Regions from separate parts of the Homo sapiens genome. Here all the other regions are linked to region 3. A link is a loop called in an ENCODE intact Hi-C map of the cell type or tissue named here. Cell type or tissue: mammary epithelial cell. All regions are shown on one strand.

Region 1 (8,000 bases), 190 kb after region 3:
CTGGGACCCTATGACAACCCAACACTGGTGTCTCTGAGGGGACTTCATGGGCCTGCACGGAGCTCTGAGCCTACCCTGTTTCACAGGCACAAGTGCAGGCACATCAGATGCACACTCTCCTCACCATTTTAAAGATTGCTTCCCCAGGGAGAAACAACTGATTTCAGGCAAACCAATGAGCCGAAAAGGCTGAATGGAGAAATATTTTGCTGGGGGAACTGGTGTTGACTTTTCATTCCAGCCACCAGGCTACTCTGAGTTTTTCAATGTGCAGAAGGCCTTCACAGCTGGTGCCTGAATGCCTGGCGGTAGAAGCTATCTATGTCTCCTTCCACCTCTTTTTGGAAACAAATAATTACCATGTATTACAACAAAGATCACAACAGAGGTCTGTTTAGGGATCTCTGCCTTGCTCCCATCTGTACCTTTTGTCCCAGCACCCAGTAGACACTTACCATATCCTGATGCAGATTAGAGCTCAGCAATGTTTGATGAGTGTCACGTGTCAAGCCCTGGGTTAAAGGATACTTTGTCCTACTTTGTCTGCACCACGGTGGTGAGTAAAATCTCCATGTTGCAGATGAGAAACAAAGGCTCAGGGAAATAAAATGACTCCTCCAATCAGGGCTACTTAGCTAGTCAATGACAGGCTTGTGAGCCAAGATCTACCCACCTGTGATGGTGGAATCTAAGTTCAGTGCCACCTGCTCATTGCTGCCTGCTAAGGAAGGGAGGAGAAAAGGGAGGAAGGAAGGAAAGGAAGAGGAGACAGAGGGGCAGGGACAGATCATAGAAGGAAGAGAGGGAAAGGAGGAAGTTGAGAAAGAGGGGAAGGGAGAGAGGAGGGCGTGAGGGAAACTGGTGGTGGTGGAGGCTCCAAACCTGCCTTCCTCTTCTCTCTCCCGGAATCTGTGTCCTGGGGGAGGTTGTATGAATCTGGAAGCCCATTCCAGACTGATCTTGTATTTCCCTTGCAGTAAGAAGAGGAGGAAGAGGAGGAAGCTTAGGAATCCTCTCTGAAGGGGACATGGTTCTTGGAGGCCTGATTTGTATTGGGGAGAATCCTGAAACCAATCACTGAGGGAGCACTACCCTTTATGATGGGGATGGAAAAGCCACAGCAACCCTATGGCCTCTAGTTTTGGAGAGGGACTCAGCTAAAGACCAAAGGAAGCACCAGAAAGAAGAACTGAAGAGTTTAATTTGGTTAAACATAAATAAAAATAAAAACATCTCTAGAATATAGAAACTATCTCTAGAAGTCCGGGTGTTGTGGCTCACACCTGTAATCCCAGCATTTTGGGAGGCTAAGGCAGGTGGATGACCTGAGCTCAGGAATTTGAGACCAGCCTGGGCAATATGGCAAAACTTCGTCTCTGCCAAAAATACAAAAAATTAGCCGGGTGTGGTGGTATGCACCTGTTGTCACAGCTACTCGAGAGGCTGAAGTGGGAGAACTGCTTGAGCCTGGGAGGCAGAGGTTGTAGTGAGCCAAGATTGCACCACTGCACTCCAACCTGGGTGAAAAAAATAAAAGAAAAACTATCTCTAGGGGTGGAGCTCTGGGGAATGTTTTCTCTGTTCAAATGTTCTACCAAGCAGATGTATTACAGTGGATGTGATTGCCTTTAATTTGCTTGATTTGCTGGACATCGTTCAAAGGTCATCCCCAGGTATCAGTGGATGGATAGGAAGGAGAGTGTGTGCACTGAGGGTGTGGCTGTGGGCCCTGCAGGGGAGGCACCACAGGGAGGGGCTGGCACTCCTATGGGCTCAGACGCTCAGGTGAGTTGCCCATTACATAAGGTGCATTGCTAGGGCATTAGCTCAGCCAGGAAGGAACCACTCTGGACTTGTGACTTCACTTTCCCCCCTCCCTCTCTCCTGTTCCCACCCCCCACCCTGGCTCCTTCTTTTTTCTTTTTTTTTTTAGACGGAGTCTTACTCTGTTGCCTAGGCCGGAGTGCAGTGGCACGATCTCTGCTCACTGCAACCTCTGCCTCCACGGGGTCTCCTTCTGATAACTACTGAAGGAATTCTATGAGGCTATCTCTCCCCCAAGCTCTCTGGGGGAATGGGTTTAATTAAAAACCAGTCCAGTTTGCCCTCAGTAGGAAACAGGGCAGACAGGATGTTGGTGCAAAGCAAGCCAAAAACCTAGTCAGTATGGAAGGCATCTGCCTTCTTCCTGTCGTGACCCTCTGGGCTCAGCTCTGAGACCTGCCGGGACAGGAGTAGCGGGGGCCTAGGGCCCTCAGGGGGGTTAACATACTGGCTGCTGACCTGGCAGGGGCTCTCAGGCAGGTGGGCAGGGCTCTGACAGGAGGAGTCTCTGGCTTTTGCCAAAGATACTTGTTTTCAGGTGGGTAACAGCATCTGGCTTCTGAAGGAACTTCCTCTTTGAAGCAGGAAGTGGTTTTGGATTCAGGAATAGGGCGTGGTCTAAAAGGAAAAATGATAGGGGAAGTTGGCAAGACCATAGAATCCCAGCTGAATGGGGTTAAGGGGACTTCTTGCTCACTGGAAAACCTGGGGCAGAAGCTCAGTTACCCAGATTGGGCTGGGGAAAGGCTGGAGCTGAGAACAGAGGTGGAGGCCCAAGGCAGGGAGCCTTCTCAGGAACCTTGGGTCATAAACGCAGATCTTTTTCTTTTTAATTATTTTAAACATTTTTTAGTTTTACTTTAAGTTCCAGGATACATGTGCAGAATGTGCAGGTTTGCTACATAGGTAAACATGTGCCGTGGTGGTTTGCTACACCTATCAACCCATCACCTAGGTATTAAGCCCAGCATGCATTAGCTATTTGACCTGATGCTCTCCTTCCCCCTGCCCTGCCACAGGCCCCAGTGTGTGTTGTTCCCCTCCCTGTGTCCATGTGTTCCCATTGTTTGGCTTCCACTTATGAGTAAGAACATGCGATGATCACAGATCTTAACCCTTTCTCTCCCACTGCCCAGATGGGGTTCCCACTACCAGGCCAGGTCTAATTTCAGCAGCTCCTGGGCCTGGGTGAAGCTAAATAAGGCAGTTGAATATCTCTAGCTCCTGTGGGTAGGCCTGGCTGGGGAGAGCAGAAATTGATACCTTTAGTCTCTCTGTGTGAGTAATAAGGTGAGAATCTCAATTTGAACCTGTGAATAATCTAATTTTTTCCTCCACCGCACCTAGTACTGGCAAAGCACTCGGCTTGCATTGCCTGGATCCACTCTCTAATGAAATTAGACAATTATATTTCCTCATATCCATACTGAAGAATCCTTAGAAAAATGTAAAAGAGGAAACCAAGACGCAGCGAGGTGAAGGGTACAAGCTCATTCATACCAGGGCTTTCCCCTCTTCTCGTGGTCCTTGAGGCAGTGATCACTGGTCAGTCACTGCATTCTTTCCTGCTGACCCCAGAGCTGGCGACAAAGCTCAGAAGGGCCCTGCAGGCCTTTCCCCCAGCAGCTCAGTGTTTGCCATTCCCTGTGTGATGAAGTGGGTATGCAGGGAGGCTGGACAGAAAGCAGTGCTGCAAGGAAGATGGAGACCTGGAAAATAAAAATGTCTGTCTGTGTTACTCATTGCTTCAATAATGCTATGCAACTGTGGCAGATTGTATTTCCCAAAGATGGCCGCAACAATATCTCCCATCCTATCTTCTCTTTTGAAATGTGACCTTGCCATTTCCCTATCAAGATGTGACATCTATGTTTCCAAGGGTCGATGCTGTGATTGTTTTGACCAATAGAATAGAAAGAAAGTGATGCCGTGCCAGTGCTGCCACAACTCTTACCTGGCCTAGCAGCATCCTCTTCCTGCCTCGTGGAACCCAGCACCCCGGTGTGAAAAGCCCTTGCCCATGCAGAGGTCATGTGCAGTCAACAGCCCAGTTGAGTCCAGCATGAGAGCTGGCATCCAGTGCCAGCCACCTGGGTGAGCCATCCCAGGCACCCACTCAAGCTGAACCTTTCGGATACCTGCAGCCCTAGCCGACATCTGACTAATCATCTGAAAGCCCCCAGGTGGGAATTGCCCCACGGCGACTAGTCAATGCGTAGAACCTTGGGAGATTGTAATAAATGAGTATATAATACATTGTTTTAAATCACTAAGTTTTGGGGTGGTGTGTTACTCGACAATAAATACTAGAACAGAAATAGACTACCCCCAAAACGTATGCCTTAAAACAACATGTATTATTTCTCATGAGTCTAGTTGCTCATGCATCTCGGGTCCGCTGGCAGGTTGGCTGGAGGATGGCTGGCCTGGGGTGGCCTCTGCTGGGACAACTCGGCTCTGCTCTGTGTGATATTTCATTTCTCATAGGCTAGCCCCAGCTTGTTCTCATGGCAGCAGCAGGGGTTTAAGAGAGAGACAGTAGAAGACACAGGCTTCTTAAGACCTAAGCGTGGAGCTGGCACATTGTCACTTTCAATAAACACTGTTCAAAGCAAATTTCAAGGCCGGCCCATATTCAAAGGGTGGGGAAATGGATTCTGTCTCTTGATGGGAGGAGCTACACGGTCACATTGCAGAGGGTGTGGATTGAGGATGCAGAGGGTGTGGACTGGAAGGGATAGACGATTGTGGCTGTTTTTGCAATCAGTCTATCACAATAACTAATAAGGATATAAGAAGTTTGCTAGGAGCCGCGTATAGTGGCATGCCTCTGTCATCCCAGCTACTTGGGAGGCTGAGGCAGGAGGATTGCTTGAGCCTAGGAGTTTGAGGCTGCAGTGAGCCATGATCATGCCACTGCACTCCAGCCTAAGTGACAGGAGGATGCTGTCTTTAAAAAAAAAAAAAAAGAAGAAGAGGAGGAAGAAGTTAGCTGGGGAGTGTAAATTACAAGTTCCTCCTCTGTTTTCACTGACATCATTAGTTAGGCCTCCATTGCTCAGCATTACCTTTCACTGTTTTAGCTTTCCAGCCTCTATGGAGAAAGGAAAGACAGAAAGAAACCGTGAGGAGCTGTGTTTGGGTGGCCAGCCAAACTTGCCAAGTGCTCCAGTCCTGTGGCTTTCAACAGAGCTGGGCGACGCCCTGGTGCACTGTGGCAGTTTCTCAGGGCTACCACAAGGGAAATGGTTGAGTGTAAGTGTGAGAAACCCTGAGTCCCCACCTTAACCAGGGCAGTACTCTTCTTTCCTTGTGATTTCCTTTGGAGAAAGGTTATGCATCTTTAAAAAATAAAAATATTTCAAATCCAGTGAACTAGTCTAACCTCTCAATCTTACAGAAAAGGAACCAGTCTTAGTGAAATGGAGTGTTCTATTCTACATTACTCTGCCACTGAGTGTCTTGGCCGGTGTCAGACTCCAGGCTGCTGACGTGCCATCCTACCTGAGCTCATTCTTCTGCCTGACTCACCCCTCCCCTCACTGGGTTCAAGAGACAGCAGATTGCTGAAGCCCAGAGAACAGAAGAGAACTGAGGAACATCAGAAGGGATGTCCCTGACCTGTCACTGCTCCAATTCTCTACTTTCCCACCATGGTCCATAGTCCTTGAATCCTGAGCCTCAGCCACCACCCTTCCGCACATACACACCCTTACGTGATGATCCTGACAAGGCTTGGCCCCCAGAACCACAGACAATTCCAGGCATCATATTGGCAGGCAGGCTGAGCTGGCTGGTCAACCCCAGGGTGGAGCAGGGCACACTTGGGGGAGCTGATCCTGCAAGGGCAGATGGAGCTCCATCTGGGAGAAAAGCTCATTTCCCAAGAGAAAGCTTGGTCTTGTTTGGAGCCTGTGATCTCCTTGTTCTCCTCCCAGTTTGTTAATTCCATTTCTTCCCAAGTTCATTTTTTTAGGACATGGGCTATTTATAGCTCCCCCTAAGTCCTTTCCAGTCTGTTTCCTGTTCAAGTATACTGCATTAGTCACCAGAAAGTGTCTCAAGCAATCTCTGTGTCCCTGCCTGATCCCGGCCACAGGGAACACGGGGATGCTGGTCAGACTCAGGGTGGATCCCCTTGGAGAGATGGGAAGCAGGAGGCAGGAGGCTGGCTAAGGGGGCTCATGGGGGCAGAGGGAGCATCTCTTATTCCCCATCCTTTGTGGTATCAAGCCCTGAGTCCTTCCTGGAGTTTATCTAGTCCTTGGAGACACGGAAACTGCAGGGGCACCTCCATTTGGCTGCATATTTTTGCCATTACTTGATGACCTATTTGCATGCAGCTCCTTGCAGAGAATTTCCTCTCAAGCCATATAGGGTGATTTCATTGCACCACATGAAGCTTTTATTTGCAGTCAGTGATCAAGGCTCCTTCCTGACTTCCTCCTGCCAGTCCCACATCCCTCCTGTCCACTGTGACCTGCCTAGGCTGCTCTGAGCTCCCTGCAAGCTTGGTTCTCTCCAAGTGTGGTTGCTCCAGGAAATTACCAGCTTTATCTGAGGAGAAGGTGCTGGAGATCCAAGCTGAGTTTTTGTATCAGCAGGATGCCAACATTGCCCAGCAGCCCTGGCCACCTTGCGGGCTTTTATCAGCCTCCACAAATCCCTAGCAAAGGAGTTGAGTGCAGGGTTTCTGACCCTGAGCTTGCTGACACTGAAGGGTCAAAGGAAAGAAATGCGGAGGGAAGTCCGAGGTTTTGTTTGCACAGCTAGTCATCAGGCAGCCTACATCTCAGAGACCAACATTTTCCCAAACTGTAGTCTCAGTACTCCCCAGCCCCAAACAAAGGGACTTAATGTCCCTTGAACAAAGCTTCCGAGGGCCTCAGAGATAACTTGCTCTAGGTTCTTCTTAAGGGGCAATGACCTCTGTAGTCCCAACCTCAGTGTTGCCCAACTCAAAGCAGCAAGGGACCAACTGATACCCACTGGTCACTGAGCACCTGCTTTATGCCAGGCTGCCTGCTGAGTGCTTCAGAAACAAGCCCTCTGAACCCTCCGAAAGAGTCTTGATGAGAAGGTGCTTGAGCTAAACGCAATCTTCCTGTCTCACTCAGAGAGGTGGCATACACACCAGCACCCTGAGCGGAGGAGGTGGAGGAAATCGGGCATACAACATGGATGCCAGGTTCCAGCCCAGGCCCAGGCATCCCAGGGCCACTCCTGAGCTGTGATGCACACCAACAATCTGGCACAACTATTTTTATTTCCACTTGGTTTCCATCCGAGGAAATCATGAGACTGTCTCCCCACATAGCACACTCAATTACATCCTTGGGAGCACAAGAGCCCAGAAGATGCAATCAGGGATGGCTGAGTCAGGCGCAGTCAAGGATGAGTTTGCTTCTGAGAGTGGAGGTCTCCGGACTGATCCCCAGGGTATGGGGGATCCAGGAGAAGGGTGGGGACATGAGCACCAAGCAGGGACTTCTCTTCTGGGACCACAGTGGTAAATTTGGAAGTGAAAAGAAAGTGGAGGGTGACACTGTCATCCAACCTCCTCTTAAAACAAGGCTGTCTCCCACTTCTACTTTTTAGATTATGAAAATGAATGCACATGCAGAAAAGTGCATAGAAAATTATACATTCTAATAAATAACTATAAAGCAAACACCCATGTCCTCACTACTCATGTCAAGACATAAATCATTGGCTGGGCATGGTGGCTCACGCCTGTAATCCCAGCACCTTGGGAGGCTGAGGTGGGCGAATCACCTGAGGTCAGGAGTTCAAGACCAGCCTGGCCAACAGGGTGAAACCCCGTCTCTACTAAAAATACAAAAAAATTAGCCAGGTGTCGTGGCACATGCCTGTAATCCCCGGTACTCGGGAGGCTGAGACAGGAGAATCGCTTGAACCCAGGAGGTGGAGGTTGCAGTGAGCTGAGATTGCGCCATTGCACTCCAGCCTGGGTGACAGAGTGAGACTCCGTCTCAAAAAAAAAAAAAAAGATGTGAATCATTGCCAGCACCCCAAACCCCTTGCGTGGCCCTATCTGATCATACTCATCCCCTCTTCCCTAGAATATGTGGTGTCTCCATCCTTTCCCTTTAGTTTTACCTCCTGAGTTTGCATCCCTAAAGAAAATAGTTTCATTTTACCTACTTTGAGCTTTA
Region 2 (8,000 bases), 350 kb after region 3:
TCCTATTTTCAAGACTAATGCTTGCAGTCCACCATTATATTTAAAGAATTTTTACCAAAATGAAGCAAATCCAGAGCCATCCATCCATCTTAATGTTTGTTCATTCATTTATCCATTCAACATACCCAACCAATTTTGACTATTCTATATACCAGGGAAGAGTACTAAAAATAAAACTGTGAGCAAAACCAGAATGGTTTTTGCACTTGTATGTGCTTATAGTTTAGTGAGGGGCAGTAATATTAATTAAAATAGTCAAACAATTAAATGTAAAATTTCAATACTGATAAGTGCTATGCAGGACCAGATGTATAATATAAGTGATTCTCAAACTTGACTATGCCTAAGAATCACCTGAGATATGTGTTAAAATGCCTATTTCCAGGCTCCAACAGAGAAATTCTGATTCATCTGCAGCAATTAGCATTTTTAATAAGAATGTGACTCTGGTGCAGATTGCACTGGATCACACTTTCAGAAACAATGTCAGCTATCTTGTGTGTTATTTTTAGTTATGTTATTGGTTCCACATATAATTATACACAAAATGATGTAGTATGCAATTTTTTCTCTAGGTAATGACTGTTTAATTTCAGTCATTCTGTTACTGCTTATATGGAAAGGGGAAAACTTATATTTGTTAAGTATCATAAATGACATTTAGAATGATCTGGTGAAACAGCAGTGACCCCATTTGCCTTTCAAACCTCATTAATAACTTTCCACTACTCTTAGAGAACAAAACGTAAACTTCTATTTCACAAAATCTCTAATTTCATTTTATGGTACTCTGTGCTCACTCAAAACAATCTAAACATATGGCTCCTTTCTTCAGTTTCTTAAACGTGCCAAGCATCTCCTCACCTCAGCACTTTTGCACATGCTGTTCACTCTACTTCGAATATTCTTCCTTGAGCATGGGCCAGTGATGGAATGGGTAACGCATCTGACTATGGACCAGTATATTCTTCCTCAACTTTTTGCATCGCTGTCTCCCTTTCTCATGGTTAAAGTTTCAAAATAAATTTTCTCAATTTACTACTAATGTATTTATAGCATCTAAATAATAAAATAATTGCAAACTGTGATGTTTAAGTACGTTTTGTCTGTTCTTTCCAGTAGATTGTAAACTCCATGAAGGCAGTGACCACGCCTTGTTCACTTTGGTATCTCTAACACCTCATGTTATCTTATTCACTCTAATATCTCTAATGTTTCATATAGTAAACACTCATGAAATGTATGTTAAATGAATAGAAAGAGCAAATAAACATTCTGTTCCTAATTTTAATTCTGGGATCTAGAAACTTCAAATGGCTTCCAGAGGGAGAAAATTTTCAAAATCAACTGACTATGCTCCAAAGGAGAGGTATAAATATACTCGGTAAGAGATAAATTAACCAGTTACCAAGGTTACTGCCAGTGTTTATATAACTATTATCCATTATAAAAACTTGGGAAATTATGTTAATACTGTTGTATTAGTAAGTAAATGCCAATGATGCAATTAAACATACCTTATAAGCCATTTCTACTGCTTCCTTTAATGTCTTATCCTTATGAACCTCCAATTTATTTTCCATCATTACTTGTTTTGTAGGATGCAAACAGAATAATTTTATCTAGAAAATGTAAAATATCATCATCAACTCTGCAGTTCCAAAGTTCAATTCTTCCGTAGATAGCATTTATTCCTAATTGTCAAAATACTGCAATTTTTTAAAAGAACATAATTGAGATCACTCTTCTATCTATTCTTTCTCACTTAGTAATTGACACCAGTTATGTCTCACACCATACAAAAATTCAAAAACATTAATTTTAACAACTGCATGTTTCCTTATAAGCATGTATCATATTTATGTAATCATTCCCCTACCAATATACATTTGTGTTGTTTCCAATTTTTCCCTAATTTGGAAAATGCTATAATGAATATCCCTGTAATCAAGATTATTACAGTAATTATGATTATTTCCTTAGGTAATTCCATAAGAGAAATTATATTAAAAAATATGATTTTGCTTAAGGCTCTTGATAAATACTACTCAATTTCTATCCAGTTTTTACGGATTTATTTTCTTTTAGTAGGATAAGAGAATGTGTCTACCTCAACTGTGGCTTCACCAGCACTGAGCACCGTCACTACATGTTACTGGGTTTTTACACATCAAATCAAATCAAATTTTACCTTTATAGTATAGTTGGTTACACTGTTCAATGATCATGATAGCATAATTGTCTCAGAATCAACCCAATGAGTTAGTCATTAGAATTGCAGGTAAGCGAGCTTAAAAATAGCACTTTCAATTAAAAATAAAATGATGGAATTCAACCTTGCATGTATTGCGCTCAATTTCTCGTTGTCTCTTTTCTTGTTCTTCCAACTCTCTCTCTTTCTGCACCAAGTTTTTAATATGTTCTGGGTATTCATCCACTTCTAGAAATTCTATTAGTAATAAAAACAGGATAAGACAGTGTCACTGAAACTGAGCTGCCTTTATTCATCCTGCTTCACTATGCTCTCATGGTATATACTTCTACTGTAGCACTCATGGAGATATATCTCCATTACATCCTTCTCTCAACTTGGAATACAAGCTTCGTCCAGAAAAGGGTTAAGAGACAGTTAACAGGGACACATGGTTAGGTCCATATCTTAAAGAGCCATGTATTTATTCAAAATGGCTCTTGGCTCCAGAACAACTCCAGTATGTGGATTAATATTTTAGAATGAAAAAGCTCTCTGCAACTTGAAAATAATTTCTGACTTCAAATCATGCCATCCCCATCAAACTGTGTGACCTTGGGCAAGTTTACTTCTCCAAATGTAGGTCTCTTCAGCTTATTAATATCATCTACCCCATAAAGTTACTACCTGAGATACAATAAAACTTAATAAATACTGCTGCTGTTGCTGCTACTGAGTACTACCCATTTGTTTACTATTATCTTTCCTGTGTTCTCAAAGCAGTCTTTAGCTGCTTCCTAACCAAAGAATGCAGAGTCATAAAACTGACACCTTCATCTATTGGATTTCTCCCTCTCTATATGGTCAAGATTCATTTGAATACAAAAAGTGATGATTATGTGATATAGTTTGGACATCTGTCCTCGCCCAAATCTCATGTTGAATTGGAATCCCCAATACTGGAGGTGGGGCCTGGTGGGAGATGTCTGGGTCAAGCCTCATGGCTTGGTGCTTTCTTTGCCATACTGAGTTCTCATGAGTTCTGGTCATTTAAAAGTGTGTGGCACCCCTCCCCCAACCCCGGAACTTGCTTGCTCCTGCTTTTGCCATGTGAAATGCCTGCTCCCATATTGCCTTCTGACATGACTGAAAGCTCCCTGAGGCTTCATCAGAAGCTGGGCAGATGCTAGCATCATGCTTCCTGCAAAGCCTGCAGAACTGTGAGACAATTAAATCTTTCTTTATAAATTACTCAGTTTTGGGTATTTCTTTATAGCAATGCGAGGACAGCCTGATATAATTTGTGAGGCTACTTTTAAACAATTAGTTAAAAGAATAAAGTATATGCAAAAAATCATTACTATAGACTCACATATAATCATTTTTACGAAAGTTTTTCTTAATAATTACAACTTCATATGTAACTCAAAGCATTCAAAGGGACAATATGAAATTATGACACCATTTAATAAAGCCAATGATTATTTGGCATTAAAAAGGGGAAAAAAATTTTATCAAAAACAGCATGTGTCCGTAAAAGGTAAAAGCTGTTGTTTCTAGGAAAGAACTCTAATTTAAAAAATATTCCATGTCATGTCATACAGCGCCCTCTGGTGCTTTATAACAAAACTAGAGTTGGGGGAGTAAAAGAAGGCTGAGTTATTGCACTATTGGAAGGTTGGGTCCACGTGAGGGACATGAATTACAATACTGGCTCTGCTTCCAGATAGCTATGACCTGGGTCAGCTTACTCTTTGGGGTAGTTTCTTTATAATACAGTACAAATGATTACTTCTGCTCTTAAATCTCTGTTCTGAAATGACTTACTATAATTTCCATTTATTTTTTCAATAATTCCATAGTAAATTATTGAACATTACTATATGACAGATCCTAGAATATACTTTATGTGAAAAGATGAGTAAGTCCTAAGCCTTGTACCAATTGAATTCACCATCTAATGAGGGTTTACAAAAATGTGAATAAAAACATAATGCTTGAAACAGATTTACTAATAGCAACGGTAGTGTCTAAACAAAGGAAATATACTGAAATCAAAGATTGTGATTATATTTTTTTTAATTATGAAAAGACTATGAGCAAACACATCACCTGTATATGTATCTGTACACACCCCCCTAGATATTTGTAATACAGCCTGAGTCAGAATTAGCAAGAAAAAACAAACACTGCAATATTTTAAAAGCAATAATTCCAAAAATGTTATCGTCCCTACATCAGACTGCACATAATATAATCTTACTACTAATAAACATTCAATTTATTTAATGTAGTTTTGTCTCTTCATATATTAAAAAATAATTCAACAACATTTTTTCAAGGTCCTTAACATTTGGTATTATTTTGTAACAGTCTTTGTAAATAATTCTTCCAGGCATAAAACAACTTAATTATCCTATCATTTAAAAGTAGTTATCTGGGTTTGCAAACTTACAAAAGAAATTAGTTTATAACACAAATTAAAATCAAATAACTGTAGGTAAACATACTTGCATTTCTGGCTGGATCCTTCAGTCTATAGATCAGCATATATGCATTTGTGGAACTAGTAGAAACATAAAAAAGATTAATAAGGACAAAAAGTAGATTAAAAAGATTCCACTTCTAAGCATGAAATATTTAAATTGTGATTTTTTAAAAAACAATTAGAAAATCATGTCACTGTTCACAGACACACTGAGATTTAAAACATTCCAGATAAGAGGAAAATCTGTTTCCTCTTATCACATTTAGAGAAGATTCCGTATCTCCTCTTGGTAATACAGTAAAGTCTTTAACAAAACTGTGTATTGGAATGTCTACATACAACAGTTAAGTCAGGGGCCAGCAAGTTGTTTCCAGCAAGGACCAAATAGTAAAAATCACAGGCTTTGCAGGCCATATGGTCTGTGCTGCAACTACTCAACTATGTTATTATAGTGTAAAAGCATTAACACATAATATAGAAACAAATGGCTATGTCAGTGTTCAAACTTTATTTCCAAAATATGGAGGCAGGTTGGATTTGGCTCATGGGTTGTAGTTCCTCAATCCCTTGGTTAAATCTTTGATGATAAAAAAACACTGAGAAGCTATAATTAATTCTAACTTTTAAACACTGAAAATTAGGAAATTGCTTACCTTGCGAAAGCACTAGAATAATATCCTCTGCTTCCTGAAGATCCACCATGTGTTTTCTTAATGTCCTCTTGTGTTATCTGAAAATGTGTTACATGATTTTTTTTGCAAATTCTATAACACTATCACATTAACGTCAATATGTAACTCAATCTTTAGCCTCAGAGTTAAATGCTATCAAAGACCTTCATGATTGCTCACACAGCTACCAATTCACAAAATTTAATCATAATCAGTGGCTGCTTACCAGCCAGCCAGTTCTAGTATTCCTAATCACACGTGAAGCACAAGTAGCACCTATGAAGGTTCAGGCCCAGAGGAAAATTGGTAGTCTATCTCTGGAGATATTCAGCAAGCCCCAAACAAAACAAAGCAAAACAAAGAAATAATAAACAAAGGCAAGAACTTTACTAAAAGCAAAAATTAAAGACAGATTTGATATGGGTCTTAAGATGTATCACTAGACAGATTCACTCATTCTTAATAAACTTTACTGTTGTTTAGAAACATCCTTACTCCCACCTTTCAGAGTAATAATCTTAAAGGACACCTCCTTACCCTGCTGACATGTTGATCATTGAAGCTGTACCACTGCTCATCACTGAATGACTTTATACATGCATAATAATGACCACCAGCAGCGCTCCCAGAATGAACCATAACAGAGAAAAGTTCATAGATCAAGGAATTCTAAGGGGAAAAAATAAAAGTAACTCAGAGGAGAAGGAAAACACAACCCTTATTTGTGTATTTCCTATTCTCTGTTAACACACAGAGAAGTAACATGGTAAGTTGTCCTATATATTACAGGTCAACTTTCCCCTAAGGTAAAACAAAAATGGCAAGTTATCAAACAACTGTATATACCAGAAGTTACACAAGTTTCATCAGTGCACTCTTCCACATTTTAATTATGCTATAACCTTTGAAACCATATATATCTGTAAATATAAACTTACATATGTAAAAATTAAATAATAGTCTAAAATTTCAGAAGCAGATGCTAATTACAGTGCTGTTCTAAAATACACAGTCGATAAAAAAAATCCGAAGTAACATACTGTTTCTTATTCAAATTCTATTTCCTTTACAAAAGAGCTGAGGAATATAATTATTTGGAACATCTTCTAATGTATTTATGCATTATCTGTGATATCATGATCTACTGATTTGTTCTCTCATATTAAGAATGAATCCTGAATTATACTATATCTACAATAAATTAATATTATTTCTTTAGCTTCCTGTTCTGCAAACAATTCTTTAAAGTTTGGAACTAAAGATTATTTTAGGCAAACTTAAGTATTTGTGGAAGAAAATCAAGAAAAGAGGCAACTTGTTTAAAAAAAAGAGGTCATTTATAATGACTTATTTTTATATTTAAGACAATCTTTTCTTTCAGAAGCCCATGTACTTCACAACTCCTAAGACAGTTTGAGATACTAGAGACTCTGCAAACCAGTAACTCTATCACAAAAAAAGAACAGGTAGGAAGACAGAAACAGAGAAGGAGGTTAAAAAGGCAATTTGACATCAGAAGATTTCCAGTTTATGACAGACAAGCTTTATTTTATTTACTTTTCTACAAGTACTAGGGTTTCTCTTCTTTATTCTTTTCCTAAAAAGCATTGTAGAGCCTTCTATAACTTTCAAGAAATTCTAATTTATCTTAAAATAACTTTAAACTGACCACAATATATTGTTAATTAGTGAAATTTCTAGAACAAATTTTGAAAATGTCTGAAAACTTGTTTTGTGGTTCAAATTTTATTCCTAAAACTAAAATTAATTACAGTGGTGATAGGGAGGAAGTTTCAGAATTTATTTGCAATCCAAAATGTGTTTAAAGCATTGAACAACTTATGAAATGTGGTAACCCCATGTTATTAAATTAAAATGCTTTGAATGTAGTAAATACACTAGACAAAATTTTGATATCACTGAATGATATGAATATCTTATCATAAGCAGTCTCCCCATTTAGAAAAAAAATAAACACAGAAAAAGTCTGCCAACCAACAGCTATACATTTTTTAAGTTTCATCATAATGATCAAAGCCAACATAATTATCTTCCTGGAAAATTCTAATAGCAGCAACTTCTAGATGACAATAATGGTGATATATTCAGAAGACTGAATCACCTTCCAAATTAGAATTGTATATATCTATTTTAAAGCAAAGATAATACAGTCATGACAGAGTAAGGGTTCCCAATTGCAATAATTTTAGTTTCAAATCACAAATACATTGCCAAAAAGTAGGAAGGAAAGTAAAGTGCCTTCATCCAAATGTAGCATGATAATTTGTAAATAAAATTACATAAAAACGTGTCCTAACATTTTCTTCTCTTTTACTACTATTTAACAAAGCAATACATTACTCCTAATTAAAAGGGGATACATCTTCAAACATGGTACTAGCAAACAGAATTACAAATTTCTAGATCTGCGTAGAACAGAAAGCACCTAGTCCAAATTCCTCCAAAATGTAGCAAATGAAAGGCACACAGATTAAATGATTTGTCCAAAGTGATACAGTTTATTAATAGCAAAGTAAGAACTAAAATCTAGATCATTTGGCCCACTAATGCAAGGGTCAAAGAGTGAGTATTTTAGGCTTTCTGGGCCATACGGTTTCTGTCGCAACTACTCAACTCTGTCATTATAGTA
Region 3 (8,000 bases):
TTCCCAAATTGCATCTTGAGGCTAACATCACTATTGTAAAGCCTAAGATCAGTGCTTGGGATATTTTGCAGACTCTGCGCTCAGAGGTTCAACTGGCACCACCTAGATTGATAAACTGGCTCATCTGGTCTTTTAGCCCCCACTCAGGAACTGACTCAGTGCAAGAGGACAGCTTTGACTCCCTATGAGTTCATCTCTGACCTGACCAATCAGCACTCCCCATTTTCCGAACCCCTTCTCAACAAATTATCTTTAAAAATCCTGATCCCCGAGTTTTCAGGGAGACTGATTTAAGTAATAATAAAATTCTGGTCTCCTGTACAGCCAGCTCTGTGTAAATTAAACTCTTTTTCTATCGCAATTCCCCTGTCTTGAGAAATCAGCTCAGTCTAGGCAGCAGGCAAGGAGAACCCTTCGGGTGGTTACATTTGGAGGCGCTTCATGTCTGCTCTGTCTGGCAGGTTCCCAATCCCACAGGCCTGCTCTCAAAATCAAGCCCATGGGTTTGAGGAGGAGCCTGTATGGATGGGCACACAGTCTTCCCAGCTCCCCATGAGGAGATGAATAGCCCACCCCCCAATTGCTGGCTGCCTGGGCTTTCCAGGCTGGATGTTTTCCATAAGGAGCAAGCAGGTCTTAAGCACAGCTACATCCTGCTGGCCAAAGCTAGCCTCTTAATCACTTAATGAAGACATTTCTAAAAAAAAAAATTGCATAAAGCTCTAATTGCTTCTTCTTAGCTTGTAACTTTGTGGAATGGAACCTATTGGAAATGGCTAAAGTTCAAGAGAGATTTTCCATCACTGGTGTTAATAGAACACACATGCACACATTTTTACCACAACGGGAACAATAGGGTGGGTAGTAATGACTTCATCTAGTAATGCTGAGCAGCATAAAGTGGGCTGATCCCTTCTTTTTAGCTTATATTCTATGTGTGTTTATTTATTTTAAAGGAGCACTTTCAGAGATCTTAGTGCATGACCCACTGTAAAAGGAGTGAGAGGGTATTTTCCCATGTGGTGCTGATGATATCATTTCATTGCTACAAACTGATAAGTGTCCTCCATATTCCATTGGATCAAATTATTGCCAGAAAAAAAGATGGATAAATATCAATTCCTCTAAGCCAGAATAATTCGGGGCAGGTTGTTCTCCTAAATCTAATTAGTTTATAGCTAAGAGTCCAATGCACTAGATCGATTCATTTAGTTGCTTGGGTGTGGATTTCACAATGAATTCATCTAGGAAGGCCTTCCACAAAGCTGCATTTCTGAAACTCCCAAAGTGTAGAACATGGTCCACTGTGTCAAAGCCCCTGGGGATGCTTACACAGAATGCACACACTTGGCACCACTCCAGACCCACTCAATCTGAATTTCTGATGGTGAGAACCTGGGAATCTGCCTTTTAAACAAGATTATCACGAATCCCTGACCCTGATGTTTTAGGGGGCTTTCTGCAGCCTCCATAACATAGGGTGTGAGCTGTATTTCAGGCCATCCTCTTGGGCACGCTCTGTGAACTTTGAGGATGTAATAAGTTTCTTCATGTGCCAAGGTAGTCCCCGAAGTCTTTTTAAAAATTGTGGAAAATAATATACATAATATAAAAATTGTTACTTATACATTTTTAAGTCTAGATTTCAGTGACATTAAGTACACTTACCCTGCTGTGCAGCCATCACCACCTCACCACCACCCATCTCCAGAACTCTGCCCTCATCCCAAACTGATGTATGTCCTTTTATGACTGGCTTATTTCCCTTAGCAGCATGCTTTGCAGGTTCATCTAAGTTGTAGCACATGTCAGAGTCCCTTCTTTTTAAAGTCTGAATAACATTTTGCTGTATGGATATACTGCGTTTTGTTTATCCATTTGTCTGTTGAACATTTGATTTGTTTCCCCCTTTTGGCTAATGTGAATAATGCTTCTATGAGCATGGCTGGACCAACGTAGAGTCTTTTTTTTTTTTTTTTTTTAAACTCCACACTGCAACCAGGAGTCTTTTCAAAGCAATATCCTGGTCTTGTCTGGCATTCCCTTGGTCTACCTTGGAGGCATTTATCCAGGTGAGAATTGTGGTTAATGAAGCTCCATAAAACCCACACAAAGGGTCAACCCTGCATTATTTGGTAAAGTGATGGGGTTACCATAACCAGCAGCACAAAGCACAGCACTTAGACCTGTGCCAGAGAGCTTAACTGTACAATGTGGTCCACCTAGCAATGATAAAACAATGACTGATGAAGACTAACTCGACAAAGAATTGTTTGAGAGTCACGCATTCTACCCACTTACCTACTCTGTATTTTATTCTGGCGTTAAACTGGACTGTCAGAAACAAAATGCTTTGGCTTCACTACCCAACCCAACTAGTCTCCCAACACAACCCCATCCCGCTAAGAAAACTGCTATCACTGAGTCATGTTTTTTTGTCATGCCCTCACCTTCCAGCAAGGGTTGCTGTAAGAAACAGCCTCGAGAATACTAAGGCTGCATTTTCTGAGGAACTGTTAAGACATGATCGAACACATTTCTCAATATCATCTATTTGGTATGAGCCAGAAACTACAGAGTTAAGCATTAGGAGAAGTTGTGCCTACTCAGAGACCTGCTGCAAACCAATATATGTTTTCCTCATAAACAATGAGAGTAACGATGTTCTGTGTTTCCTTTTAAATGCTGGAAGCTAGAAAACTCAGAATCAAACTTATGATTCAATTAGAGCAACTGTTTAGGATTATGGTCTGCCTCTCTGGGGTCTATCCCTCCTAAACTGGTTTTGTTAGACCTGATTTTGAGGCTTGATCTTTCATATTTATAAATGTACAATTTTGTTTTATGTTTTTCTTGTAAGTTGCCTAAAACCGTCTGGCAATTGGAGGGGAAATGGAGGGAAGGGATGAAAGGCAGGCCAACTTCATATCTGGAAATGGGGAGCTGGAGCCCAGGGGGATGGAAGGGTACACCAAGGCCACGCAGTAACCAGAGGTGGGGCTGGACCCAGCTGGGCACAGGAGAGTACTCAGTTCAGTGCCAGTGCTGAGCCTTTCTGCACAGCCCCACAAATGGTACTTAACAAATGTGTTTGGATGATAATCTGTCCTTTTTAAAAAGTGTCACTTTTTTAAAAAATGAGGGTAAAATTCAACATTTCTAGAGTAAATTCAACAATTCCAGGATTTAAAAATATCTATATGAGTTCTTTCCGCCCCAGCCCTCGTCTTCCTGGGAAACCATCACTCCTGAAAACATTTCACGGACCAGGTGGCAATTCTGCTCATGACCACCAGGTGGCGATGCAGGACAAGTTGAGCTCCAGCTCTCCCAGGGCAACTAAGGCTGTGGGGCCATTGGGCAGCAAGTTTCCGTCAGGTTAGACTGTTTCTTCCCAGGCTCGTCCAGAAGTTACCCATAAATCAGACGATTTGGTCCCAAATTGTTGACTGAATCAAAACACTCAGTTCCAGGTCAACTTTGTATTAAACACAAGCTGGGCTGCTAAAGACAGCTACCTCTTAGTAAGCCAGAGCTTGGGCAGTGGTGGCTGGAGGGTGGCACCAGCACTGGCTGAGACTTCGGGAGACCACTCAGCCTGTTTGCTCACCTGTGAAACAGGCTTCGCACTAGTTACCCCACAGGGTCATCCTGGGATGACCACACGTATGGGAAAAGTCCTGGCCCATTACAGGTATGCAGTAAAAGTGTATTAATTGTTGTGTAGAAGTTTGGGTGCATCCCACAAGCCCCAAACACTGGTAATGGCCCCGGTGCTGTGCAGGTGGTCCCAGGGAGATGATGCCATCCAGGGCTGCATGTTGTCCAACAGCAGCTGGACCCAGCTCCCTTCCCTCAGGGGCTATGGGATGCTGGAGGGGCCCCTAAGGAGGTGCCCATACAGGAGGCAGGAGAGCGATCACTCCAGGCAAGAGAGACCTGCGGGCCCCTGATCCCTGCCAGCCTGTGACCAACCACAGCCAGCCAGTCCCCGTGATGTCTTCCCCACTGGGATTCCAAAGCTTCTCATGGAGAGGGAAGCCAGGCCTGGTTCAAGTCCCTTCACTGCCACTTGCGTCCCACTCCCCAAAGGTCCTAGCCCCACCGCCTTGAAGCCTGAGGGCGAGGCTTCCTGTCACCTGGTCCTCCAAGAGGGAAATTCAGCTGTGGGGGTCTCTGTTCCCTCCCCACTTCCCAGAATCAAGCCTGGTGGGCTCTCTGCTTACCGTGCACAGCTCTGGGCTCCTCAGGGCACTGTGGAGAGACTGCCCTGCTCAGGGCCTCCCCTAGGGACGTGTGCGGTAGATGCGGGGATCCTGGCCGCCAGGGTTTCTCTTCACAGGGTTCTGTGTGGGAGCCCTCGCTGCCACCATAGTCAGACTCTGTGTCAGAGCTGGAAGGAGGAAGGAGTGGGTGGGTGAGTCAGGGGGCCTGGAACCCATGCCCCAACACACCCACACTGCGTCCTGCCCAGGACTGCTCCAGCGCACCTGGGGGGCCTGGGCTTAGTCCTGTGTGCCCAGAGCCCAGCTTCGGACTTTGTTATGGGTTGAATTGTATTCCTGAAAACTCATATGCTGAAGTCCTAACCCCAAGTACCTTCAGATATGACTGCATCTAGAGATAAGGCCTTTAAGGAGGTCATTAAGGTAAAATGAGGTTGTTAGGCTGGGCCCTTGTCCCATGCACCTGATATCTTTCTAAGAAGAGGAAATGTGGACACACACAGGCACAGAAGGAAAACACTATGCAAACAGGAAGATGCCATCTACAAGCTAAAGAGGGAGGCCTGGAACAGATCCTTCCCTCCAATCCCCCAGTAGGAACCAACCCTGCCCACACCTTGATCTCAGACTTCCAGCCTCCAAATCAGTGAGAAAATACGTTTCTGTTGTTTCAGCCACCCAGTCTGTGGTGCTTTGTTATGGCAGCCAGAGCAGAACAATACAGGCTTGGCTCAGAGCAGAAGGGGCCCAGCAATGCATGAGGAGCTGTTTGAATAAAGCCTGCTCTGCTCACCTGCACCTGCCCCGGAGCATGACTCCTAAGGTCTCTCTGGTCAGATAAGCTCATCATTAGGGACTTGGTCCCGAAACTTCAGGCATTTAAATACTGCTCTCTTCCCCATGGAATGGATGAGGGAATGGAAAATTCTACCTGGGTGGGGGTGAGGGGTGGGTGGTATTTAACATGGGCCTTAAATAACTGGAATTCAAGTGGCAAAGAAGTGGAGGCAGGGTGTCCTAGACAGAGGGGCAGCCCAAGCACACGCAGTTCCAGGATGGGAAAGTACAAAACTGCTCAAGCAGTGATGTGTTAGTGAAACTATATATATCCACACACTCTCTGTACATGGAAATCCAGCAGGGTTCCTTCCACAAGGTCACTGCCACTCGTCCACCTGTGTCTATGGCAGACCCCCTATCCATCAGAGTGCCCAAGCCTGGCTGGTCATGGTGCCCCAGTCCTGTTCACTGATTGTTCCCAGAGGGAAGTATGTGATGTGGGAGTAGCAGCTGGAGGCCTGCCTTGGCATCCTGACCTGAGGACATGAATTTATGGATACGGTCTGAGACCCTCAGTAGCCGAGTTCCATGTGTGGAGACAGCCTCTCTGCCAATGGCTGTAAAAGCAGCAGAGAGAGAGGCAGGAAGGGAGAGGGGCTGTTTGAGACTCTGGCTCCTGCCCTGCCTGAATGAGGACCACCCTTGGACTTCCCAGTCAGACGAGCCGATGCATTTGCCTTTGTTACCGAAGCTAGTTTGAGTTGGGTTTCTGCCTGTTATTATGGAAACAGGCCTGCCTACGTGGAGGCTTAGAAGACTCTGAAGGCTGTGTGATCCAGGGCAGGTCATTTCCCTTCTCTGGGCATCAGAATGAATCACCTGTGGGATGCTCAAGCCTATGTTCCCAAGCCCCATTCCAGAGTCTGCATGACCAAGACTTGACGAGCCAGTTGTCTACAACTGCAGTCCCTGCTTTCCCCTCATGTTCTCCCCACATCTACTCGTTCACTCCACCGAGGCCACTTTGTCCAAGTTAACAATGAGCCTCCCGTTGGAAAGTCCAAAGGTCATTTCTCTATACATATCCGACTGGGCTCTCCAGCAGCCTCTGATGCAGAGAACCAAACCCTCCCTCTTGAGACACTTTCTTCTCTTGGCTTCCACCACGTGCCATCTCCTGGTTCCTTTGCTCCCCAGTGGGTTTTGCTAGCTCCTTCTCCACTTGCCTACTGAATGTTCAAATGCCCCAGAGCTCTCTTCTGAGCCCAGCTCTTCTTTGTCTACAGGAAGATATTCTTACTGTGGAAACAACCCATCAGAGCCCTGGGCTTTAATAGCCTCTAAAATCACCATCTCCAGCCCTGCCTCCCAGAACACTTACATATTCAACCACTTACCTGACATCCACAAAGACACCGGCATCTCAAACCCAACGTGCCCAAAACAGAACTCTTGACTTTCTCCACTAACGTGCACCTTCTCTGAAATCTTCCCCACCTCAAGATAACTTTAGAAATGACCATACCAGCCATTCAGTCACTCTGGAAAAATTCTGAGAGTCACTCTGAAATTCTCTTTCCCTCTCATTCAGTCCATTAACAAATCCATCTCCACTGCTCCCATCCTGACCCCGAGCTGCAGGCTTCCACCTGCTCTTCCTGCCTTTATCCTCACACACGCCTGCTTCATCCATTCCCCAAAGCGAGGCCTGCTGATCTGTGAAAACTGTAAATGAGATGTTACTCTTCTACTTAAAAATTCTTTGAATTACAGTCATGTCTTTCATAATGATGTTTTAGTCAGCAATATAACCCATATTTGATGGTGGTCCCATAAAATTATAATGGAGCGGGAAAATTCCTATCACCTATTTACGCCGCAGCCCTTGTTAACATCGTAGGGAAAGGTGTCACTCACGTGTTTGCAGTGATGCTGGTTTAAAACCTACAGTGCTGCCAGTCAGTTAAGAAGTAAAGAATAAAAAAGCTTATAGAATAAGGGTATAAAGAAAGAAAATATTTTTCCAGCTATTCAATGTGTGTGTGTGTTTTAAGCTGTGTTACTACAATAAAGAAGTTTAGAAAGTAACAAAGTTACAGTAAGCCAATTTATTATTGAAGAAAGAAAAATATTTTTCAAATAAATGTAGGGTAGCCTAAGTGCACAGTGTGATAAAGTCTACAGTAGTGTACAGCGATGTCCTAGGCCTTCACACTCACACACCACTCACCCACTCACTCACCCAGAGCAACTTCCAGTCCTGTGAGCTCCATTTATAGTAAGTGCCCTATATAGGTGAACCATTTTTTATATTTTCTACTGTATTTTTACTGTACCTTTTCTATGTTTATATATATTTAGATTCACAAATACTTACCATTGTGTTACAATTGCTGATAGTATTCAGTAGAGTAACACAATGTGCAGGTCTGTAGCCTGGGAGCAATAGGTTACACCATATAGCCCAGGAGTGGAGTGAGCTTGCCCATCTAGGTTTGCATAAATGCCCTCTATCATGTTCACACAATGACAGAATCACCTGATAACACATTTCTTAGAACATATCTCGGCTATTAAGCGATGCATGACTGGATACCCAGAACACAATTTAAACTCCTTACCTTGTCTTATAAGCCTTGCTCCTGCCTTCCTTCCTGGTGTAATCTCTTATTCTTTTCCCACTCAGGGTGTACCTGCCGCACCGACCTTCTCTTAGCCCAGACACACTCAGTCTCACCCAGGGGCCTGTCACTAGCTGTTGTCACTTCCTGCATTCCCCTTCTCCCTTTGCTGTCCTTTCTTGCCAACCAATTCTCAGCTTAAATGTCACCTCCTCTGGGAGGCTGTGGGAATTTGTCTGCAAAGATGGTTGCAATTATTCCCTTTAGATCCATGCCCCTTTGCAATGGGGGCTTTGCAGCTCTTCCCCTAAAGAGAGCAGCCTATTCCCCACTTGTTGAATCTGTTTAGGCCTTGTGACATGCTGTAGCCAAT

The links. Peaks named below come from ENCODE experiments on the same cell type or tissue, not always from the same donor. Only the 100,000 strongest peaks of a DNase experiment are listed, where the experiment ranks them.
Region 1: it touches region 3 in a loop (12-fold over the local background); 28 of 110 quality-filtered maps call a loop at or near these places.
Region 2: it touches region 3 in a loop (17-fold over the local background); 72 of 110 quality-filtered maps call a loop at or near these places.

The regions. Positions count from the first base shown.
Region 1 is chr11:12,084,655-12,092,654 of GRCh38, reverse strand. It overlaps LINC02989 (long intergenic non-protein coding RNA 2989), which reads right to left and starts at 5,784. Exons shown (of 2, transcript NR_186297.1): 1 at 5,535-5,784; 2 at 3,214-3,533. RefSeq lists an enhancer at 1-246 and a silencer at 139-433. In mammary epithelial cell, CTCF peaks have their summits at 4,262 (motif pointing left) and 5,047; DNase peaks (open chromatin) are centred at 1,794, 2,254, 5,884, 6,184 and 4 weaker places; H3K4me3 peaks cover 469 bases; H3K27ac peaks cover 7,187 bases.
Region 2 is chr11:11,927,453-11,935,452 of GRCh38, reverse strand. It overlaps USP47 (ubiquitin specific peptidase 47), which reads right to left. Exons shown (of 28, transcript NM_001282659.2): 12 at 5,888-6,019; 13 at 5,333-5,409; 14 at 4,702-4,757; 15 at 2,337-2,449; 16 at 1,518-1,622. Among named protein-coding and RNA genes, the nearest start is that of DKK3, 77 kb to the left of the region's middle. In mammary epithelial cell, a CTCF peak has its summit at 3,806 (motif pointing left); a DNase peak (open chromatin) is centred at 3,812; H3K27ac peaks cover 257 bases.
Region 3 is chr11:12,277,326-12,285,325 of GRCh38, reverse strand. It overlaps a transcript of MICAL2 not described here. Among named protein-coding and RNA genes, the nearest start is that of PARVA, 96 kb to the left of the region's middle. In mammary epithelial cell, a CTCF peak has its summit at 3,291 (motif pointing right); DNase peaks (open chromatin) are centred at 95 and 3,325; H3K27ac peaks cover 487 bases.